3 separate regions of the Mus musculus genome follow, and regions 1 and 3 are each linked to region 2. Evidence: chromatin loops called from intact Hi-C (ENCODE). Cell type or tissue: left cerebral cortex. All regions are shown on one strand. Region 1 has its middle 19 kb from the start of Mbnl1. Region 2 has its middle 68 kb from the start of Gm38326. Region 3 holds the start of Gm24382 (a small nuclear RNA gene).

Evidence for each region. Hi-C counts contacts between places; a loop is a spot of excess contacts. Peaks named below come from ENCODE experiments on the same cell type or tissue, not always from the same donor. Only the 100,000 strongest peaks of a DNase experiment are listed, where the experiment ranks them.
Region 1: a loop joins it to region 2, with 2.7 times the contacts of the local background. A loop is called at or near these places in 2 of 42 quality-filtered maps.
Region 3: it touches region 2 in a loop (2.4-fold over the local background); 2 of 42 quality-filtered maps call a loop at or near these places.

Annotation. Positions count from the first base shown.
Region 1 is chr3:60,480,439-60,484,438 of GRCm38, reverse strand. It overlaps a transcript of Mbnl1 not described here. Among named protein-coding and RNA genes, the nearest start is that of Mbnl1, 19 kb to the left of the region's middle. In left cerebral cortex, no CTCF peak of the experiment used is centred here; a DNase peak (open chromatin) is centred at 2,490.
Region 2 is chr3:60,718,231-60,722,230 of GRCm38, reverse strand. No RefSeq gene overlaps it. Among named protein-coding and RNA genes, the nearest start is that of Gm38326, 68 kb to the left of the region's middle. In left cerebral cortex, a CTCF peak has its summit at 1,664 (motif pointing right); no DNase peak of the experiment used is centred here.
Region 3 is chr3:60,127,729-60,131,728 of GRCm38, reverse strand. Gm24382 (a small nuclear RNA gene) reads left to right here and starts at 3,982; the gene lies at 3,982-4,000. In left cerebral cortex, no CTCF peak of the experiment used is centred here; a DNase peak (open chromatin) is centred at 1,755.

The sequences.
Region 1 (4,000 bases), 240 kb after region 2:
TTTTATTTTGGTTTTACACACAGTCTACTACTGACCAGGAATTTGCCAGGAAGCTAGACTGGCTGTCCAGTGAGGCCCCAGCAATCCTCCCGTTTCCATCAGCCCAGTGCTGGAATTAGAGATGTGAGCTGCTATACCTGGCTCTGGGGCTCCAGCTCAGATCCAGCTTGCACAGCAAGGACTTTAACCACCAAGGACGTCCCCAGCCTGAACCTTTGTCCTCTGCTCCCTTGCTGACTGATATTGGGCTGCAAGCCAACTAAGAGCATACTTTTCAATAATGTATTCAATAGTTCCTCAGCAGTTCACATCTCTGAACCCATGGTCCTTAGAAGTTCGCTCCAACTAATGATGACGTAAAGACAACCATTTAGATTGTTTACTCTCTTGGAATAATTTTAACAATCAGAGGAAATTTATAATAACTACTTATGAAAAAGGTGCGCTGGTACTTCTAGGGTTCAATAGTCACTGATGCTCTGGAAGGAGCAAATGAGGGCACATCAGAGAATTTGTTTCTGCAGGCTGGAAAATAGCCTTTTCTACTTTATTTGCATACAGAAATTAAGGATCATGATGGCTGTCACTGGATACCTGTATCCATATGTTCAAATGGCTAGGGCAATATACTCAATTACCCCTTTAAAGGTTTCTTCTCAAAAATCTTAATCTAATAAATTTAAATAATTTTTGAACCCTTTACACTTTTTATCAAACTTGACCTATTACAGAAATGAAAGGGCAAAAATATGTAGTTAACCTCTGAAGGTAAACCTGTCTTGTCTGCAATTCATCTAATATAATAATTTATCTCCAAGGAAACTTCTGACCTGGGCAGTAATTACCTCTGCTTTTCACACAGCAGTATTCTCTGCCCTGTGTTAATCAGAGATAATGGATCTCTCTGTGCATTTCTGCCCCCAATTCACACATGTGCATATCATTGCCAATGGTTTCTCACACTGAACAACTTTGTCTCTTGGCCTCCAATCTATATGACTCAACCATTTCTGAATATCAGTTCAAGACCCTTCTTTCCCATGACACACTGAGACATAAACCACATTCCTCATTCTGATATGTCAAATTCAGTTCAGTCCTGCCCTGAGCCTAGCAATGACCCTTCTTTGACCTTCTCATTGCCTTGAATATCATCCCTCTAAAGAAGCAATCTTGAGAAACCACACAAAAGAAAAGCCCTTATTCTTTGTCTCCATTATATAACTGCTCAATGGCCTGGGCATAGTTACCATCATAAGAAACTTCCAGAAAGGGCTTTACTTACCATTTTATCCATTGCTTCTTCCATTTAGACTGTGGGCACCTCGAGGGTGAAAACTTGGTCTAAGTTATCACTGCCTCTCTGGCTTTAGAACCATGCCCAAGCCACAGGCTTTAATACACAAGAACACGGAGATACTCATTTCAAAAATGGTAATTAAAGCTTCTCACTAGATTTAAAGTCTTCTCATACAGCATTTAGTGTCACATCACAACTTTCTGGGTAGGAGAATACAGTGTGTGAAAATGGCTCCACATGGCTCCATATCTAAATCATGGAATTTTGGAGTTGCTTCTCACTTCGTTGACTATTCTTTGAAATTTCCTGATCTTGTCTTAACCGATCACCTTATCTAGATGCAAACTTTTCTGCATATCATTAAATGATGCCAGGAATTGTCCTTGTGATTATAATGTAATTATATTATATAGAGTGTCATTCTCCAGAGAGCCTTCAGTGTGTCATTGCTGCAGTCTGTGCACAGTGCTCACCTATTTGAGTTTTTTCTAAGTCAGAGCTGCACCATGAACATGAGCATCCTTGCCTGCATCCAAGCCATAAGTTGGCCTGCTTTCCTTATCAAAAACTAAGTAGTACAGGTAGATGCAACTTGGAGATAAACACATCATGATCACATTTTGTGACTTTATCCACCTATCCTCTCTCTGAGTTTGTATGTTTTTCTTATTTATAAAAAATCTGAATAGCTCTGGTTTTACGGAATTATTGAGGCTATTAAAGCACCTGAAAAATAACGGCACACAAAAAAAGTTCAGTACATCACCATAATCTAGTCAGCATTTTGAGGGTGGTAGTCTTAAGAGCCAAGGCATGTGTTTATATCTTTCTATTTTATATTCTGAATACACCATCCAGTCAGTTTCCCTAGAGTAGCTCGGTAGCCAACCTCAAGATCAAAACTAGTCCAGGAAGTATTGCAAAACAGCATGCTTAGTTAGGAAAGTGTTCTGACAGAGATAGACTTAAGGACAGCCATGACCTCTAACTGTCAAAGAAGAGTGTCCCATGAATTTCTTGGTGGTAGGGTGGAGGAATGAATTGAAGACAGCGGAAAAACAACACAAAGTATTCCCCCCACTTCAGGATTCTGAAATGCTAGTGGCAGACATTTTTGAACTTGTCTGTTTTTAGCTTAGTGGAAAAGAGCCAACACAGGATGACAGAGAGAGGGAGGGGAGAAGAAAAGAAGATCTTGGTCTACTTACTGTCTTCTGGGACCACAGTTTGGTTTCAGTTCCTTTGACTCAACAAGAACAGTTTCTCCACCTGACAACTGCATGGGGTACAGCCAAGGCTTCTCTCAGGCAGCCATGAGACCCAGCTAGTTTTATTTTGTGTCTTTGATTTGTATATGCAGTTCAGAATTGGTTAAATGTTTGACTTTGGCCATCATTTACTTATTGAGCATGAATTATGTACTGGCCAATGTACTAAAAACAAAAGGCACAGCATAAACAACCAAGGAACTTGGAGTCTGTTAAGAAGAACATACAGGAAAGAGCAGAATTTTAAAAATAGGTCAAAATCAGCCATGGTGGTCCATTCTTTAGTCTCAGCACTTAAGACGTTGAGGCAAGTGGATCTCTGAATTTGAACCCAGCCTGGTCTACATAAGTGAGTTTCAGTCTGACAGTCCTAAACGAGACTCTGTTTGAAAAACAAAATAAACTTTATATGCCCCAGTACAGGGGAACGCCAGGGCCAAAAAGGGGGAGTGGGTGGGTAGGGGAGTGGGGGTGGATGGGTATGGGGGTCTTTTGGTATAGCATTGGAAATGTAAATGAGCTAAATACCTAATAAAAATGGAAAAATAATTCATTATAAAAAAAGAAAAAGAAAATAAAAAGCAAAAAGCAAAAATAATATGTGCTATTAAGAATAGTAAAGAGGAAGGAAGCAAAGAAGTGAGGGAGAGACAGAGGGAGGCATGGAAGAAGGGAGGGGGAGATGGAGGGAGGAATGGAAAGGAGATTCCAGTGGCATGCACACACTGCAACTGTATTTCCGGCAGTTGGGAGGCTGAGGTAGGCGCAGCATCAGTTGTATGCCAGTCTGAGCTTCATATTGTGACCCAGTCTCAAGGAAACATCAAAAAATGAAAACAGAAAGAAGTGGTAGAAAGCTCCTAGGCAGTCTACTGCAATTAAATATGTAGATAGTAATGAGGAGAGACAAGGCCTAGGGACATGTTGAGTTGAGATATGAATAAACTATTGTGTCACAGTGTACGGGAAGAGTATGCTAGAGAAAGAGAAATGAGTATGAGGGGAAAAGAGAGAAAACCTGGGTCAGTAATGAGCTTGGAATATGCTGTAGCAAAAATGAAGACTAGGGCCAGGAGATAGGGAGAGTAAGTTTGAGAAAAGACATGCATGTAGAGATCAAGGCACAGCCACATCTAGGATATTGGATCTCTTCCTAATTAAAATGGAAAACATTTAGAGAATTTCTGAGAAGAGAGCAATATGGTGTAATCTGCAAATGATCAGGCTATTCTGGCAGGCACACAAGAGTGAGAAGAGTTTCTTAGAAGGCTGCAAGAGCAAAGACCACAGCGTGGTATGCTTTGCAGAGGGTGTGGAAGAAGAACCTTTCCACACTTGCTTTGGACCGAGTTCATATTCTTGCTGATAGGTGGAAAACAGCTAAGGGTAAGGGCATCCATCAACTGAGGAACTGGGAAAAGGGTGCTGATTA
Region 2 (4,000 bases):
CAGACCAACTGAGCTGCCCAGAAGAGACAGCCAAAAGAGTCTGTCAAGCTGCTTGAAAGTTGTAGCTTAAGTTTCAGGATCCAAGCTTTCATAAGTTGTCAGCTGTGCGGTTGTGAGTGATTGAAGATATCTTTGAGTCAGTTCTGCTTCTGGAAGTAAACCCCTACCCACACTCCTGTAAGTAACCCCAACAAACTCATTGGTTTACTGAGTTAAACTTTGGTGGCAGCGTTACTTGGATCTGCCACCAGTTTCCTATCTGGAGTGATCAGATATTCCTTCTCATCTCAGAAAATAACGAAACTCCCTATATACCTAAGAAGTTATGGAATATGCCAGGCCAAATTCCAAGATTGTGCTTATAGCTGCAAACTGTAAGCATTCTTTTAAAGTCAGAACAGCTCCTATGTTATGAATTGGGATTTAGAGAAATCAAGCAACAAATTATATCAATTGAAAGATGGGAGACATAACTATTAAAAGCATGAGATTAATTTTTCTCCATGATAGACTTATTTGTATGCTTGAAAAGATATTAGACAACTAGTGTAGAAATATTGGCAACAGCTGAAACTTTTATTGGGTTGCTTAGAAAATCAATATAGAAAATACAATAGTTTTGCTATAATCAAGTAGTCAGTGGAAAAGACTCCATTTACAACAATGTAAAGATCCATTTAAATATATATATATATATATATATATATATATATATATATATATATATATATATATATAAATTTTGTAGAAATATATGAGACATGCCTTAAAAATCTATCTCGCTGCTGGGCAGTGGTAGCACATGCCTTTAATCTCAGAATTTGGGAGGCAGAGGATTTCTGAGTTCAAGGCCAGCCTGGTCTACAGAGTAAGCTCCAGGACAGTCAGGGCTACACAGAGAAACCCTGTCTAGAAAATCCTGAAAAAAAATCTATTTTGCTGATTCCTATTAAGATCATGAAGAAAGAATAACCAAATATGTTATAGTTTCTGTCCCTGGTATCAATGCATTCTTGAAATTTTGCATGCTCTCTTTCATTGTATGTCCATATATTTATGAATTGTACAAAAAGTACATTAATACATGAAAGCCTGTACTTTTCAAGGCACAAATAACATGACTTAAGTATAAGTAAAATTCATGGGAACTTAACACATTATTGTGGCTCCACAGTTGTCCATGGAAAATCAAGTACTTTCTAGTCTGAGATGGGAAATTACACTGTTCAGGTGCTCAAAAACAATTAACATACAACAATATCAATATATAGGAGGAAAAAATACCCAATATTGTCCAGGTGCATCAAAATTCAGATATAAGCCTGCCAAAGAGAATGTAGGTGGGGGAAAAAAAGTAAAAACAAAACAAAATACAAGCAAACAAACCTAGCATAGTCTTTAATAACAGTCTATCAATATTTGTCCCTAAAGGTCAGTGTACTATTCACCAATCATTAGTGAAACTTCTCTTTGAAAGAGACAGAGACTCCAAAAGAAAACCACAACTAACTAAAAGGCAGAGTTTTCAAGCCCAGTCCCAGTGGATTTATCTACAAAACATTTCCACACCTAAGACACAGAGAACAATTCTGAGAAGGGGACAGAAAGATTGTAAAAATGAGAGGATCAGAGAATTTGCTGTGAGAACATTTTTCAGTATGTATTTTTACCATTAGGTGGCAATACTGTCTCTGTTATTCACAAAAGTAAACCTAGCATCCACCAATCTACTTGAAGAGTCCATGTTTATTTTGGCTTCTGTTCTTTACTTTTGTTTGACAGTGTTTTGTTTTGTTTTGTTTTTTTATGAATTCCAGGCTGTCCTTGAATACAAGATAGATCCACTTGCCTCTTCCTCCCAAGTGCTGGCATCAGATGTATGTACTATTGTGCCTGGATAAAAATCATTTTGTTTTAATGATGTCCCACAGAGTAACAAAGTTGTTAAATAGTTGATCTAAAACATACAGAAGAGATAAAGAATTGTATGCCTAGAATAATGAAATCATCATGGTTCACTTGATTATATACATGTACAGAACAGTAAGAACAAACACTTAGATTGGCATGATGGTACATTCCTGGCATCTCGGCTATTGAGTTGAAAGTGGGGGGATCCCAAGCTCAGGGCCAGCCTGGGCTACATGAGGCCCTCATTCAAAAGTCATAAAAATGCTAACACACACACAAACAGAAACGTTCATAGATTGCAACATTCTGGATAAACTTAATTCTTTACCTCAGCCCCCTCCTCTCTTTTTTACCTTTATGTGTTATCTGCATTTACTTGTTAGTGTGTTTATTGCTTTCTTTGATATTCCCCATGCACATTTCTCTGGCAACTAGGTAGCCTATTCGAGACCAAAGACAAACACTGTGCAACATCAATTCAGATTTACACTCCAAGGATTATTAGTTTTCAGTTTGGTGGTAGTTGATTATATTTTTTCAAAAAAATGAGCTTTTATCTGAATCAATGTGTGCATATGGACACACACACACAAACACATACACATGGGGGAGGGTTAAAGGTTACATTTTTATTTAGTGTCTGCTGAAGTAAAAGCAGAGTAATTAATAAGGTATAGTGGTTCTCTGCTATCATTAAGGAAAAGAACGTGTTTAGATTCACTATGAACATAGAAAATATTGAAGCATGGCTCTTGTTAATATGGAATAGTGTGACTAATGTTACTAATCAGATTATTTATAATACTGATAGCACAAACCTATAGGCATAGGTATTATCTAGTGGTGTAGGAAATTTATATCTCAGACACTGGAAGAAACTTGAGCTTTTATTCTGAGAAGCCAAAGCCATGTTCAGTGCTATAGTTCCTGAGGGTGTTAGAACACTGCCGGACATAGGGCAGATACCCAGTGAAGGCTGGGGACGAGATACATAGGAGAATATGAGGCTCCCATTTCTACAGTAATGTAAGATTTAGAGAATATGCTCTTTGAATTCAGAACTAGATTTGTATTTTACCCCAAACTCTACTTTATTGGGATTCAGAACATGGTCCAAGAATGGGCTCTTGTGAGGAAACATCTTTCTTTTTTTGTTTATAGTTTAATTATTATTATTTTTTAATTGATCATTCCATTCCTTTATATCTCAAATGATATCCAGCTTCCTAATTACCCCTCCACAGCCTCCCCACCCCATATCTGCCCTCTCCTCTCTCCCCTTTGCCTCTACCAGGGTGCTCCCTCAACTACTCACCCTCTCCCATCCCACTGCTCCAACATTCCCCTATGCTAGGGCATCAAGCCTCCACAGAATCAAGGCCCTCCCCTCCCATTCATGTCAGACAAGGCTAGCCCCTGCTACATATGTATTTGGAGCCATGAATCCCTCCCTGTACACTCCTTGGTTGGTGGTGTAGTCCCTGGGAGCACTGGGTATTCTGGTTGTTGTTCTTCCTATGGGGTTGCAATCCCCCTCCACTCCTGCCAGTTCCCCCACCGGGGTCCCTGAGATCAGTCTGATGGTTGGCTCCTAGCAACTCAGCTATTAAAAACAATGACTTCATGAAATTTACAGGCAAATGGATGGAACTAGAAAATATCATCCTGGCTGGGCATGGTGGTGCACACCTTTAATCCCAGCACTTGGGAGGCAGAGGCAGGAGGATTTCTGAGTTCGAAGCCAGCCTGGTCTACAAAGTGAGTTCTTGGATAGCCAAGGCTACATAGAGAAACCCTGTCTCAAAAAAAAAGAAAAGAAAAGAAAAGAGAAGAGAAGAGAAGGGAAGGGAAGGGAAGGGAAGGGAAGGGGAAGGGGAAGGGGAAGGGGAAGGGGAAGGGGAAGGGGAAGGGGAAGAAGGGGAAGGGGAAGAAGGGGAAGGGGAAGGGGAAGGGGAAGAAGGGGAAGGGGAAGAAGGGGAAGGGGAAGAAGGGGAAGGGGAAGAGGAAGAAGGGGAAGGGGAAGGGGAAGAAGGGGAAGGGGAAGAAGGGGAAGGGGAAGAGGAAGAAGGGGAAGGGGAAGAAGGGGAAG
Region 3 (4,000 bases), 590 kb after region 2:
AGGTACTCAGTTATAAGTGGGCATTAGCCATAAAGTACAGAATAACCAGACTACAATCCACAGACCCAAAGAAACTGGGTAATAGAAAGTCCCAAGGGAAGATGTGCAAATCTCAATCAGAAGAGGAAATTAAATAGTCATCAGAGGTGGATGGAGAAAGGGAACTGGATAGGAGAGGGGCAAGAAAGGAAATGGGGATGTTGATCAGGAGTTGGAAGAGGGCTAAGAGAGAGAAAATATGTGCAGGGCACCTCTGGTGACTAGCTGGGGACCTGGGACTAGAGAGGGTACAGGAGTCTATTGGAGTGACTCTAGCTAAGACACTATTTTTCTTGGCTGGAGTCATAGTAGCTCTCCAGTGAGGCCAGAGGTTGGACTTTTACCTATGAAAAGAACTGAGAAATGGCTGAAGCCTGGAGGAGCTGGTATCATGATGCTATTAAAATGTCCTTCAGATTAGTCATCAACACCTTCAGAGTTTTGGGAAGGATAAATTATAGGAGGAAGTATAATCCAAATGGCCTATGTATTAATCAAAATGAAAGAGACTTATTCATTACCTAGATGGTTGTCTAGTTTTTTTGTGGTCTACAAAAACATAGCTGGACAATGTTTGGTTTTCACCTGTCATATAGACAGCATTTCAACTTCATTCAGCTGCCACACAGAACAGCAGGAAGACAGCTGTCAGACCCAGGTCTGAGTGAGTTTTTCCAGTAGAGAAACTTGGGAAAACTGACCTTTCACCGATCAGGCAGAGTAGGGCAACTCAAAAGTGTTCACAGTTTTGGTAGAGGACTGGCTGCAGGCAAGGCATGGGGCTCATTTGACTAGCGGTTAGGATTACTGTAATTCAGGTGGAGTGGTTGTATACCATCTATTATCTTGTGAGATCATAAGATTCCCATTAGGAAGGGGCATTTGTCTCTATTACGGGAAGCTTAAACATTTTAAATGCCGCATTTAGCAGATCTCTGGAGAGTTTGAGGACCATCTATTTAGTATATTTGATTTTAGGCTTAACCTTAAAAACATAAACAGGAGGCTAAATAAAGCTTATCATGAAATAGATTACAGAACAGGTTAAGTTGGGAGCTTTTTTTTATAAGACTAGGATTTTACAGCTTTATTCCTGGTAAGTTTGAGCTTTGAAAACTTGCATTAAACATTTAATTAAATTATCTTTAGTATCAAAATAAAGTATCACAGATTTTGTATGACTTTGTTTATCTAAATAAGGTTTAAACTTTGTTAAAATTTAAATTTAGCAAATTAGATTAAATTTAAATTAAGAAATTAATATTGTTAAAATTTAGCAAAGTGAACAAACATGAAGAAACTAAGCCAATATTACTGAGAAGCCGAGTAAATCCTAGGACTTTATAAATTTTTATTTATCAAATACACTGTATTTATCAAATATCTGTTGTTATTTCTTTACATTCTTTAGAAGTCTGGTGTTGTTAGTAAAGATATAAGTAGGTAGGTATAAATCTCTAAGTCAGCTTTTATTAATAATGAGTATGTCGAGGAAGAAAATGAGGTTGAAAAATGAAGCTCTGCTGGAGGGAATTTCTATAAACTCCAAGAGGAAGCTGAGAGGGAGCATAGGCCCCCTGGGCCCAAGCATACAGAATCTGTGAGAGGAGAAGAAGCCTAGGAGCCAAGCTCTTCCTGGGAGGCCTAGGAAGAGACAGCAGGCAGCTTCTAGGGAGAAGAAACTTTAGAAGGGAGCTAAGAGCAGATGCTGCAAGTCTGGAGGCAGGAGCTGAGAGACAAGAAAAGTGTTGCACAGGCCAGGAAGGGCTTAGGGAGCCTGCAGAATTGCAAGCAGCTCCAAGGGGCAAGAGCAGAAAGGAGTCACAGTATATTGCAGGAGGGAGCTGAGAGAGGACAGGGCTATAAAATATCATAGAAGCCAAAAAAGTTATAGAGAAGCTGTGTGAGCAAGAAAGGATCATAGGTCATAGGCAGGACCAGAGGGAGAGAGGTAGTGGTATTGGAGTAGTTCAGAGGGTGGGGCTGCAGTTCCTAGGGGAAAGAGGCAAGGCCATGCATAGACCTCAAAAGGCATGAGAAGAGGTAGAGCAAGCAGGTAGATCCTAGTGGGAGGAAGCAAGGGAAAAGGTTCCAGGCTGCCAAAGGTAGGATTGCATCCCCTGGGGGGAGGCAAGAGAAAGTTGGAGAGAGAGGAGAAGACAAGGGAAAGGGGAAGCATACATGCTACATGCCATTAGCAGAGATACTTAGGTATAGCAGGCCAGATTCAAGAGATTTCAGATGAGAGCCTCAGGCCTATCTTGGGAGGCTGTAGAAGGCTCTAGGAGCTGGAGAGACACAGCATAGATAAGGAGAACAGTTAGAGCATGTGAGTGGAAGAAGGATCTGAGAAGGCAGGTTTTAGAATTGGTGGTCAAATTTAATTGAAAGGAGCCACTGACCAGGAGGGGCAGCCTGGACCAAAATGAGAGGCAGAGGGGCTAGAGAAGGAACTAGAGGGAAAGAGCTGTCAAGGAAGGAGAGAGAGGACAGGAGGAGGGCAAGGGTGAGGTGTTTAATCAGTAGGATCAAAGATAGGGAATTTGTCTTTAGGGCAGGAGGGAGCTGGGGTGGCAGAAGGTATAGCAGTGCAGTTCTGATGGCAACCTCCTAGTAGTGGGGGAAGGTTTGATGACGAATAGGAAGTGAGTCAGGGAACAGAAAATGTAAGGGGATGGCTTGGCACAGAGCTGGAATGCAGAGATAATTCTGGGATGTCTGGAGAGGGCCAGGCAGGGAGGGAGGGGATTAAAAGAGGGTCTCCTTCCATCTTTCAGTGTCCATAAAAATTGTAAAGGTCTCTTGTTTGATTACCAAGGGGGTATAAGGGCCGTTCATGAGAGTACCAGTATATGACTAGGAGTCCTTTGAGATTCTTTAAGAGACGTCCCAGAGGCAAATAGATAGGGATGGTGGAGTTGGCATTGGTGGTGGTGGTGGTGGTGGTGGTGGTGTAAGCAGTTGCCATCAGTAGATGTCACCAAGAGACAAAGTTGAAGTTAGATACTTCTCTAAGACAATTGAGTGGTCTCAGGGGAAGGGTCTTGGATCCCAGAAAGTCCTGAAGAGAGAGGGGATCTCTATGACACTTTCAGCAGGAGGAGTACCTCATGTGCAGGAAAACTCCAGTGCCTGTCAACAGGATTTTGAGGAGGCAAAAATGCATAGGAGACAGATTTTTAAAAAAATTTCCACTACTTTGAGGTAGTCATTCTTTCCACAGCCCAGAGTGTGCCTAAAAGGTCATTTGAAGGAGTGCACTGTGGCCTGCTGAAGACTGTGGCAGGGTGGGTTCTCCCCACCCCCACCAGACAGAACAGTGACCTGATGTTCTGGGGAGTGTTTAAGACCGCTAATTAAGGAAAAGTCACCAGTGAGTCGGTGTTAGATAAAGGGAGCAGGATGGTCCAGAAAGTGTGAGAACTGGACCAGGGTCCTGCAGATTGATCTGAATCACTGTCAGTCTTGGTAACAATGAAGGCCCTGTGAAGGTCCTGGGGTCTGTACTGAACACACCCAGACACGAAATTCTCAACATAAGGGAGATTTATTTACTGGGGAGGGAACAATGGAGAGGAGAACTACCACTGGATTGGGCAAAGACAGCTGGAGGAGACTCTATAGGGGTATTTTTAAAAATTATCATTATTGTTATTATTATATCCTTTTTTTAACAGTCTAGTTATCTCTCTCCGGGTCCACCCTCCAACAGTTCCTCATCCCATTCTTCCTCCTCCATCTCCAAGAGGATGTCCCCACCTCCCACCCCATCATATCTCCCCTCTCCCTGATACCTTAAGATTAGGTGCTTCTTCTCTCACTGAGGCCAAACGCGGCAGTCCTCTGCTGTATATGTGTTGGGGGCTTCATATCAGCTAGTGTATGCTGCCTGGTTGGTGGTTCAGTGTCTGAGAGATCTCAGGTGTCCTGGTTAGTTGAGACTGCTGGTCTTTGTCAGCAC